Linked DNA regions of Homo sapiens: region 1 is linked to region 2. The links are chromatin contacts, found by Hi-C in ENCODE. All regions are on one chromosome and are shown on one strand. Each heading gives the region's core, a stretch centred on a gene start or an enhancer-like site at or near the end of the contact. The rest is flanking DNA. Distances are from core to core; before and after follow the strand shown. Region 1 holds the start of ZCCHC4 (zinc finger CCHC-type containing 4). Region 2 holds the start of DCAF16 (DDB1 and CUL4 associated factor 16).

Region 1 (5,054 bases), core at 297-2,796, 7.5 Mb after region 2:
CATAAGAGACTATTTCGTCTACAACCATAGACATGTGGCTGCGTCTTGATTACTGCACTATAAGACTTGAAATTGAGTAGGCTGATTCCTCCCACTTCATTATTCTTTTTCCAAAATTGTTTTAGCTATTTTAGTTCCCTTGCCTTTCCATATAAATTTCAGAATATTGTCTAAATGTACAAAAAGAATCTGGCTGGGATTTTCATAGCAATTGTGCTACACCTGTATAAGCATTAAACCTGGGGAGAACTGATATCTTTACTATGTTGAGTCTTCTGATTTATGAATGCAGTATGTTTCTGCATTTGTTTATTCTTTGATTTTTTTTTTTTTTTTTTAAGACGGAGTCTCACTCTGTCACCCAGGCTGGAGTGCAGTGGCACAATCTCGGCTCACTGCAAGCTCCGCCTTCCGGGTTCACGCCATTCTCCTGCCTCAGCCTCCCGAGTAGCTGGGACTACAGGTGCCCGCCACCACGCCTGGCTAATTTTTTTGTTTTTGTATTTTTAGTATTTTTAGTAGAGACGGGGTTTCACGGTGTTAGCCAGGATGGTCTCGATCTCCTGACCTTGTGATCCACCTGCCTTGGCCTCCCAAAATTCTGGGATTATAGGCGTGAGCCACCGTGCCCGGCTATTCTTTGATTTTTAAAAAACTTTAAAAATTGCTTATTTATTTTAGAGATGTCGTCTCGCTTTGTTGCCCGGGCTGGTTTCGAACTCCTGGATTCAAGCAATCCTCCCTCCTTGGCCCCCCAAAGTGCTGGGATTACAGGTGTGAGCCACTGCACTCAGCCTTGATTTTTTTTAATCAAGCATTTTGGAGTTTTTAGCATACATAAAGCTCTGTACATATTTCGTTAGATTTACACCTATTTCATTTATTTGAGTGATTGTAAGTGGTATTCTATTTTTTAGTGTTCTTGTGATCATTGCTAGTATTTAGAAATCCAGTTGATGTTTGTGTGTTTATCTCATATCCTGCAACCTTGCTGAACTCAGTTTAAACCGGAGGTGTTTTCCTGATAGATTCTTTCGGATTTTTAAAATGTGGACAATCATGTCATCTGCAAATCAGGACGGTTTTCTTTCTTTCTTATGTATAAATGTCAATGAGTATGCAACTATGATGTGCAACTTTCAGCATTGTCCAAAAGTTACAGAGGATGATGCAGTGACTGTGACTTTGAAAAACAAAGAATGATCCTTAAATCACAGCTGCTGCAGCCATTTCAGCTATTTGGCAGAGGTGGTAATGCTGCCTTTTGGACCTACAATACAACCAAGTCTTTGTTCGAATCATCTCACTTCCTGGCTATATTCTTAAGAAAGGAGGGTGCTTCATGCGCTGAGCTCATGGCACAGGTCCCGCAAGTGACCTGCGAGCCCCACCGCTAGGGGCCGCTTAGGTGCAGCCCCCAGGTGGGCGGGGACTGCGTTTCGGGGCGTGGCCTCCGCCGCGGCAGCCCCCGCCCAAGCTCCTCCTAAGCGCCTGGGGGCGCTGTGGGTCGCTTTGGGTCGCGGGGGCGCTCTTTCTCAGCATTCTTGTTTCGTACTGAGGCTTTCGGGACGGCGGCGGGAAGATGGCGGCCTCCAGGAATGGGTTTGAAGCCGTGGAGGCAGAGGGCAGCGCAGGGTGCCGGGGAAGCTCGGGAATGGAGGTGGTGCTTCCTTTGGATCCTGCCGTCCCCGCCCCGCTGTGCCCTCACGGTGGGTCAGAGTCTGGGCTCAGCCTAACTGCCGGGCGCTGAGGGTGTGAGTTGGCTTGGAAGTGGCTTTTGGGGCTCCTGTATTTTTACCCGCCTCTTTCCCTCACCAGTGTGCTGCCTAGAAAATACTCCTTCCTCGGAACGCGGTGTTTTTCAACTTACTTGAGAAACATTCAGAGCAAGTCTCCACTCTTGTGGTTTTGGCTCCAGGACTATTTCATCTCTTTTGGGGGGAAGGGGCAGAAAAGTAGGCAAAGAGAAGAATGCATGGTATTGAATAGTTCTCGTTGACAAGTACTTGGGGATTTCATTTGTTGATTTGCTCTCCCTTCAAAAATAAAAAATTAGGGAGAAAAACAGTGTAATTCTTGCCTGCGAACTAGACTCAGTTTTTCTCTAACTTACAGAAAGTGGGCGTTTCCAGCTCAAAGCTCAGGTTTTCACTGCAAGGGTAACCGCGCAAGAGATGTCAAAGTCCTCAATTCTCTGAGTCCCTTCCTTGTTTTAGTCTCAGGTTTGTAATATTCACAACGTAGACAGCAACTGTACCGACAATAGCATTTTCTTTCTGAAGAGACCGGTTTTCAAAAATTATTTATAAGTAGTCACTGCCGGAATGTTGTAACAGAGAGAAAAGAAACATTCATTAAACACAGAGAAGCCGGCGTGGTGGCGTGCACCTGTAGTTCCAGCACTTGGGGGGCCGAGGCGGGCTGATCGCTTGAGCCCAGGAGTTTGAGACTAGCCCGGGCAAAAATGATGACACTCCGTCTACAAAAAAAGAAAAACAGCTGGGGACACGCAACTGTAGTCCCAGCTACTCGGGATGCTGAGGCGGGAGAATCGCTTGAGGCTAGGAAGCAGGATCTCAGTGAGCCATGATTGTGCCAGTGCGCTTCAGCCTGGGCGACAGAGGGAGACCCTGTCTCAAGAAAACAAAACAAAAAACCCTAACAAAACAAAAAACAACCAACCAAAGAGATGGATTTAATTATGATAAATTGTGCCTAAAGCTCAAACAAATTTTATTTAAGGGCAGCGAAAACTAAGAACTTGACGTAGATGACCATTACTTGACACTTTTTTTTTTTTTTTCTATTCTGGAACTAGGACCCACTCTTCTGTTTGTAAAGGTGACCCAAGGGAAAGAAGAAACTCGGAGGTTTTATGCCTGTTCAGCCTGTAGAGATAGAAAAGACTGTAATTTTTTTCAGTGGGAAGATGAAAAGGTATATCAACTTTTTGGATATTTATTTTTTATTTTTGGTATGTGTGACAATTTTGTTGAGAACGTGTAAACCAATAAAAATATGCGGTCTGAACATACAAGATAAATCTCTTAAGAGAGATGGAGATACTATGTTTGTTGGTTCAGAAAATGAGTTCATGTTTACTCTGATTACTGATATCTTAAACTACTGTCTCAAAGTCTTATTTCCCCATAAGACTCTCTGAGGTGGTAATATTGGGTGGGGCTGATCTTCTGTGTGTTAGCTTGGGCTTCTGTAACAGAAGTACCATAGGCTGTGTGGCTTAAACGACAGACATCTGTTTCTTACAGTTCTGGAGACTGGGAAGTCCAGGATCAAGATGCTGGCAGATCTAGTGTCTGGTGTAGGTCCTGTCCTCTTCCTGATTTGCAGAGGGTCATCCTTTCTTTATATCCTCATTTCCCAGAGAGAGGAAGCAAGCACTGTCTGTCTTAGAAGGACACTAATCTCATTCCTGAGGGCTCTACCCTCTTGACGTAATTACCTCTCAAAGGCGCCTCATTTAAATACCATCACATTGGGGTTAAGGCTTCAACATACGAATTTTAGGGGGCACAAACATTCAGTCGATAGCACCGTTGGCAGATACAGATTGCTCACTAAAGAGAAATCATGATCATTCCAGAAAGTGTTAAAAAACACTTTTTTTGAACATTTGCATTGAACATCCCTTATACAGCTATTAGATGACCAATGAAGGCACTTAGAGATATAGTCATGAGCTTGGTATCCTCTTGAACTCGGCTCCAGTTGAAGTTTCTGAAAACTTTGACCAGAGAATTTTCAGTTTTGTTAGGTTTATGGTAAAACAGTATTATATACCACTCTTCTGCAGACCCATTAAGGTGAATACTTGGTTTGTGTCCACCTTTTTGCTATTGTGGATGATGCTACAGTGAACATATGTTAATCTCTCAGTGCTTTAATATGCTGGATATTGCTTCAAGCTGCTCTAGAATTTTCCCAGTTTTCGCTGTTTTGTTTTCTCCTGAAATGAATGCCTGTTGAGTTGGTTGAATTTCTGACTTCTTGATGTCAGAATGTGATGCCAGTTCTTCTAGGATGATAGATATTTCACAGTTTATTCAATGGGTTTTGTACTCTCTTTCAGTTGTCAGGAGCTAGACTTGCTGCCCGAGAAGCTCATAACCGAAGATGTCAGCCTCCCCTGTCCCGAACGCAGTGTGTGGAAAGGTACTGATGCAGTGTCATTTTTCTTTATTAGTTTAGCTGTCATTTTTTTTGTTATTGCCTTTTTCTGTGCCTTTAAGTTTACTTTCATTTATTTATTTTTATTGTAGTTACATATATAATATAAAATTTGCCATTTTAATCATTTTCAAGTGTGCAATTCAGTGACATTAAGTACATTCATGTTGTTGTGTAACCATTGCCCCTATTCGCAAAACTTTTTCATCACTCCAAACAGAAACTGCCACCATTATGCTGTAACTCCTCATTCTACCTCCTCCCAAACCCTAGTAACCTCTGATTTATTTTTGTGTGTTTTTTTTTTTTTTTTTGAGACAGGGTCTCACTCTGTGTTGCCCAGGCTGAAGTGCAGTGGTGCTGTCACGACTCACTATAGCCTCAACCTCCTGGGCTCAACCAGTCCTCCACCTCAGCCTCATGAGTAGCTGGGACTTCAGGCACACGCCACCACACCCAGCTAATTTATTATTATTTTTTATAGAGATAAGGTCTTGCTATGTTGCCCAGAACTCCTGGTCTAGAACTACTGGGCTCAAGGGATCCGCCCACCTCAGCCTCCCAAACTGTGAAGGTTACAGGCATGAGCCATTGTGCCCGACTATTTTTGTTGCTATGAATTTGACAATTCTGTGTACCTCATACAAGTGAGACTATACAATATTTGTCCTTTTGGGTCTGGCTTATTTTACTTAGCATAATGTCTTCAAGGTTCATGCATGTGGTAGCATGTATCAGAACTGTATTCCTTTTTACAACTGAATAATATCCGTTGTCTGTCTATACCACAGTTTAAAAATCTGTTCATCTGTTGATGGACACTTGGGCTGTGTCTACTTTTTTGCTGTTGTGAATGATGCTACAGT
Region 2 (5,010 bases), core at 2,189-4,688:
AAGAAATGAGCAATGGACAAAGATATCCAAATTATAGAAGAGAAAATCCCAAGGCATGAACAATATGATCACATTATGCTATCAGTTTGGTAGAATAAGAAAGCTGGATAACACCAAGTGTCAGTGAGTTCTTTTTTGGAACTGGCACTGCTGGTGGGATTGCAGAGTGGAGTAACTGTTCGGAAGAACAGTCCGGCAGCACTACTTAGGCAAACTATTTGCACATCTCATGATCTAGCAATCCTACTTTTGGGCATAGATAGCAAAGAAATTCCCGTATGAACAACATGTATGAAGATATACCCTGAAGCTACATCTGTGATGACAGGAATTAGAAGCATTCTAGGTTCCTATCGCTGGAGAAGCGGACTGGTAAAATGTGGAAACACATTCCAAGTATATACAGCAACATGGGTGGCCTTTAAAGGCATAGCTTTAAATGAGAAAAGAGACAATATCAATGTCTCGTTTATGCTACTCTGTAGGGGGGATTTCCAAAATCAAAGTCAGTGAACATTTTCATTATCGAATACACTGAGTTGTGCTAATAAGGTCATATGGTATGGCTTCAGGTCAGCAATTTTCCTCTAATGAGTATTTCTCTGGCTTTCACACACTCCTAGCACAGTGTCTGGCATATATGAGTGGCTCAGTAAATAAAAGAGTCAGAGAATGGCAAAGGCCTGCAGTAAGTAACTACCACAAGCATGTTCTATTTTACTCCAGGGAGAGAACAGTTCCAAGTTATATCTTGGTGATTTGGTAATGTTAGACAAAGACAAATGAGATAATTTTTTTAAGGCAGGATCAACATATATGATGCTACTACAGCAATATAAAGGAAACTGCTTATAACTTTAAGAAGAAACAATGTAATACTTCTAAGTTTAGATTATAGTACTATTACCTTGTTCAATCTGAAAAAGAGTATTCATTCTTTGTCGTGGACCGTAAGTCTTTATTAACTGAGACAGGAGAAGCTGTTGGCTTTTAATTGTGCTGTCCTCTAATATTTTTACTATTTTCACTTCAACCAGATTGCACCTGTGAGATTACTAATTGGCTATACTTCAGTTATTATGTTACTCAGAAAATTTTTAAAAAGGCTCTTACTTTCCCATAATTGTTTTTGTTCTGTTTCACAGTACAAAAGTCAGGAAAAATGTAAGCTTTAAGGCAGTATACTATGTTGTTTAAATTTAATCTAGCACCTTTGAAAAAATATTTTCAGATTATAATATCAAAAAATACTGAACCAATACCCCCATGGCTTTAACCATTAAAACAAAACAAAACAAAAAAAAAAACTAACCGAAATATAGTTAGGCTGACCTCTGGCGGCCAGATGTCTCATTCTTCTGTAACTGACAAAATGGTGTGATGTCTCTGTTGGTGAGACAGCCAAATAGAATATAGTAAAGAAATACTAGCCGGGCGCGGTGGCTCACGCCTGTAATCCCAACAGTTTGGGAGGCAAAGGCGGGTGGATCACCTGAGGTCAGGAGTTCGAGACCAGCCTGGCCAACATGGCGAAACCCCGTCTCTATTAAGAATACAAAAGATTAGCCAGGTGTGGTGGTGCATGCCTGTAACCCAGCTACTTGGGAGACTGAGGCGGGAGAATCGCTTCAACCCGGGAGGCAGAGGTTGCAGTGAGCCGAGATCGCGCCATTGCACTCCAGCCTGGGCGACAGAGCAAGACTCTGTCTCAAAATAAAAATAAAAAAATATATATTAGAAACGTCACAAAGCAAAATTATGGGCAACACAAATGTTACCACATTCTTAACTAGCAGCTGAATATCTACAAAGTTTGAGGAATTAAGCAGGAGAATGGATAAGGTATGGCATATTAATACAATGGAGTACTATAGCAACCTGTCTGTGCCGTAGTTTCCTCATCTTAAAAGAAGATCAAAGTTATCCTACAGGGTTTGTGAGCAGTAAACGAAGTAAAGTGCTTAGCATGGTGTCTGGCACATAATAAAGGTTAATTAAGTGCAAGTTACTATTATGAACATATCAATATGAACCACAGCAATATTGATTGAAAAAAGCCAGATGCACATATAATTATTCATTTAACGGTTAAAACATGCAAAATAGTACAATATCCTCATTCAGGGATTTATTCATGTCATTAATATATTAAAATATGTCATTAAGATATAGAAAGCTGCATGGTAAAAGTTAACAGTAAATTCAGAAAATCCATTACTTCTTCGGAGGGCAGGTAATTCAAAAGGAGAAAGATGTACAGGTGGCTTTAGTAATGTTCTATTTCTTCAGCTGGCAGTAGGTTACTGAGGTGTAGGAGAGGGAAAAACGGCTTCCCTCCATCCTCCTAGGTTCTTTGGCTGGGTTACAAATTAACCTGACATAGACATTAACAAGAAAAAAAACCCGTACTTAATTACATACGCAGAGGAGTCCCACCATGGTCAGATGATTGAATATTATACAGCATCCTACGCTACTCAAGAAATGGGGGCTTGCGGCTTTCTGGGGGATGGTGGCCACAAAGTTGTGGAAAGGTGAGGGGAGGAAATATACGGTGAATAAAAGTTGTCTTGGTATGCAGATAAGATCTCCCAGGTAACAAAAATTATCGCAGAGCTGCCCTCTTTCTGATACAGATCCTTTACTGATGTATATTTCCTCTGTAGATGTCAATTTCTTTTACAACAGGACAGATTTTCAGAGCGACTCCTGTGTCTGCATTTTATCAGAATACCAGCTCAAAATATACTCTAGAAGTATATTGTAGGGTGGCATATTTTGGTCTCCTACAGTCCTATTTTTGGATGGTGCATCCTGAGATCCAACAGAAGTTCTGTCTGATATAATTTCATTTAAAATTTAAAAACCTAGTTCCTACTCTTCTTTATTTTAACCACTACCCGAAAGACCTTTCCATTCTCTTGAGTTCTCCCTTAATACACTGTCCTTATGCACACTTGTAAACAGGGCCTACACAGCTGCACATCTAGAAACGGCAGCAGCTAAGTTAGCCCGCACCCCCCTTCGCAACGATCCCCGGACTGCCTGCACGCCCTGTGGAACCTCGCAGTCGGCTTCACCAGGGCAGGGACTAAGGCCTTCAAAAGACAGCATCCGTCTCCACTAACCTCGGGTCGCCCCGCTCAGCGGACCCAGCAGCGTCGTCTCCCTTCTCAGAGGTGGCCGGGCCTCCGGAACGCGCTACGAACTTTCCTTTGTCGCCGTCTCTCGAAGCGGAGCCCTCGTGTGGGGATCCCCCGCCCTTCGGCCACAAGGGAGGTTGTTATCCTCGGCAGATCTCCCGTTCTCACTCTTGGAGGATCGCTTTTTCTTTCTAGCCTCACGCTCAGCCGCACGACCCAGCCAGGCCTAACGCCAGCAGCCCTTCCCCTCCGGTGGCAAGGCCACTCCGCTCAGCTCCCGCGCCGACGCTACTTCCGGCCGAGTCAAGGCCCCTCCCCCTTAGAAACGCCACTTCCCTCCGTGAAAACGGCTGGACAAGGTTGAACCTAGACGCATGCGCCCAAAGCGCGGGGTGCGAGGTGGGTGGACCCATCGCTTCCCGCTCTCTTCTCCCAAAGCGCTTACGGCAGTCTCGCGGGATTTCCCCCTCTCGCGGGAATTATTTGAACGTTCGAGCGGTAAATACTCCCTGGGGCTGTCATAGAAGACTACTCGGAGAGCGCTGCCTCTGGGTTGGCGGGCTGGCAGGCTGTAGCCGAGCGCGGGCAGGACTCGTCCCGGCAGGGTTCCAGAGCCATGGGAGCGGAAAGGAGGCTGCTGTCGATTAAGGAGGCCTTTCGGCTGGCGCAGCAGCCGCACCAGAACCAGGCGAAGCTGGTGGTGGCGCTGAGCCGCACCTACCGCACGGTAAGCGCTCCCGGCCCCGGCCGCCGCCTCTCGCCCGCCCCGGCCCACCCTCCCTCAGGGGCCCTCCGTGGCCCTCGGGCTCGGCGCACCGTGACTCCAGCCTTGTTCACCTTCGCGACTCACTTCATAGGGATCTGAGGTTCGGAGAAGTCAGGGACTTACCCGAGGTCGCCTGGGCCCAGGCCAGAAAGCCTCCGAAGCCTGGGCGTCGTTCACACGGGCCCCGCCTTGGCTTTTCTGAGCCGACACCCCCAGCTTCTGGGCGGCGTGGACCGTTATTCCTTAGTCCGATCGTGAACGTGGAGAGAAACATTTACGACCACCGAGGCGATCAGACATCAAATATTGAACCGCAGAGTGGATCCTGAATGCGGGGGTTCAGTGGTCGTTGCCCCTGGGGTCATCGCTCCCCGCCGAACATCAAATGATTCTACCCTTGTCCTACGGTTACGTTGAATCCAATCACCAAATACCAAATTATTTTTAGGGCCTGGCCATTCTTATTTATGTACATACTATTTGTTTGTTTTGAGTGGAACCTTGAGAAGAATAGAACAATTAATTTGGGGAAGATGAATTATCTTGAGGTCCAAGAAAAATTGTGAGTAAACATCACAGGGCTTTGAGGATATGAGATAGGATGTGCAAGTTATCTCATAAAGAAACTGCTGGTGATAGGAAGGCCTGAATATGAGAAATATAAAAGCCAGTATTGATTTTGGGTTGTTGAAGAAGCGTATTTGTAACGTACTGGTACTAAAGGCTTATTGAGAATCAAAGATATTGAAAAAAATATATCAAAGGAATCTTTTCACTGTCAAAAGTCAAGCTTGTGTACTCCCATTATAGCCTGGAGAGAAATTCATGCAAATTGATTGCCCTTTGGCTGGTTTGGATAATTAAGAGTTTACTAAATAAATATTTTAATTTGTCTGCATTATTATGGCTAGTGCTTTCATCAGTCTTAGGGTGATGTTGGGAATAAAGGATTTTTATCGGTGCAGTTTATGAAGGGTTTCTTTTGTCTTTCAGATGGATGATAAGACAGTTTTTCATGAGGAGTTCATTCATTACCTTAAATATGTTATGGTGGTCTATAAACGTGAACCAGCTGTGGAGAGGGTAATAGAATTTGCAGCA

Evidence for each region. Hi-C counts contacts between places; a loop is a spot of excess contacts on that map. Pooled maps may share reads with other maps.
Region 1: a pooled map shows a loop between it and region 2 (31-fold over the local background). The contact joins the promoter of ZCCHC4 here to the promoter of DCAF16 in region 2. A Hi-C loop is called at or near these places in 10 of 50 pooled maps.

What each region holds. Positions count from the first base shown.
Region 1 is chr4:25,311,228-25,316,281 of GRCh38, forward strand. It overlaps ZCCHC4 (zinc finger CCHC-type containing 4), which reads left to right and starts at 1,547. Exons shown (of 13, transcript NM_024936.3): 1 at 1,547-1,709; 2 at 2,819-2,937; 3 at 4,091-4,173. The coding sequence starts at 1,583. RefSeq lists enhancers at 1,201-2,077, 1,606-1,665 and silencers at 1,326-1,395, 1,403-1,607.
Region 2 is chr4:17,807,319-17,812,328 of GRCh38, forward strand. It overlaps DCAF16 (DDB1 and CUL4 associated factor 16), which reads right to left and starts at 3,439. Exons shown (of 3, transcript NM_017741.4): 1 at 3,129-3,439. It overlaps NCAPG (non-SMC condensin I complex subunit G), which reads left to right and starts at 3,661. Exons shown (of 21, transcript NM_022346.5): 1 at 3,661-3,870; 2 at 4,903-5,010. The coding sequence starts at 3,760. RefSeq lists enhancers at 1,208-1,357, 2,977-3,066, 3,108-3,619, 3,187-3,346, 3,620-4,132.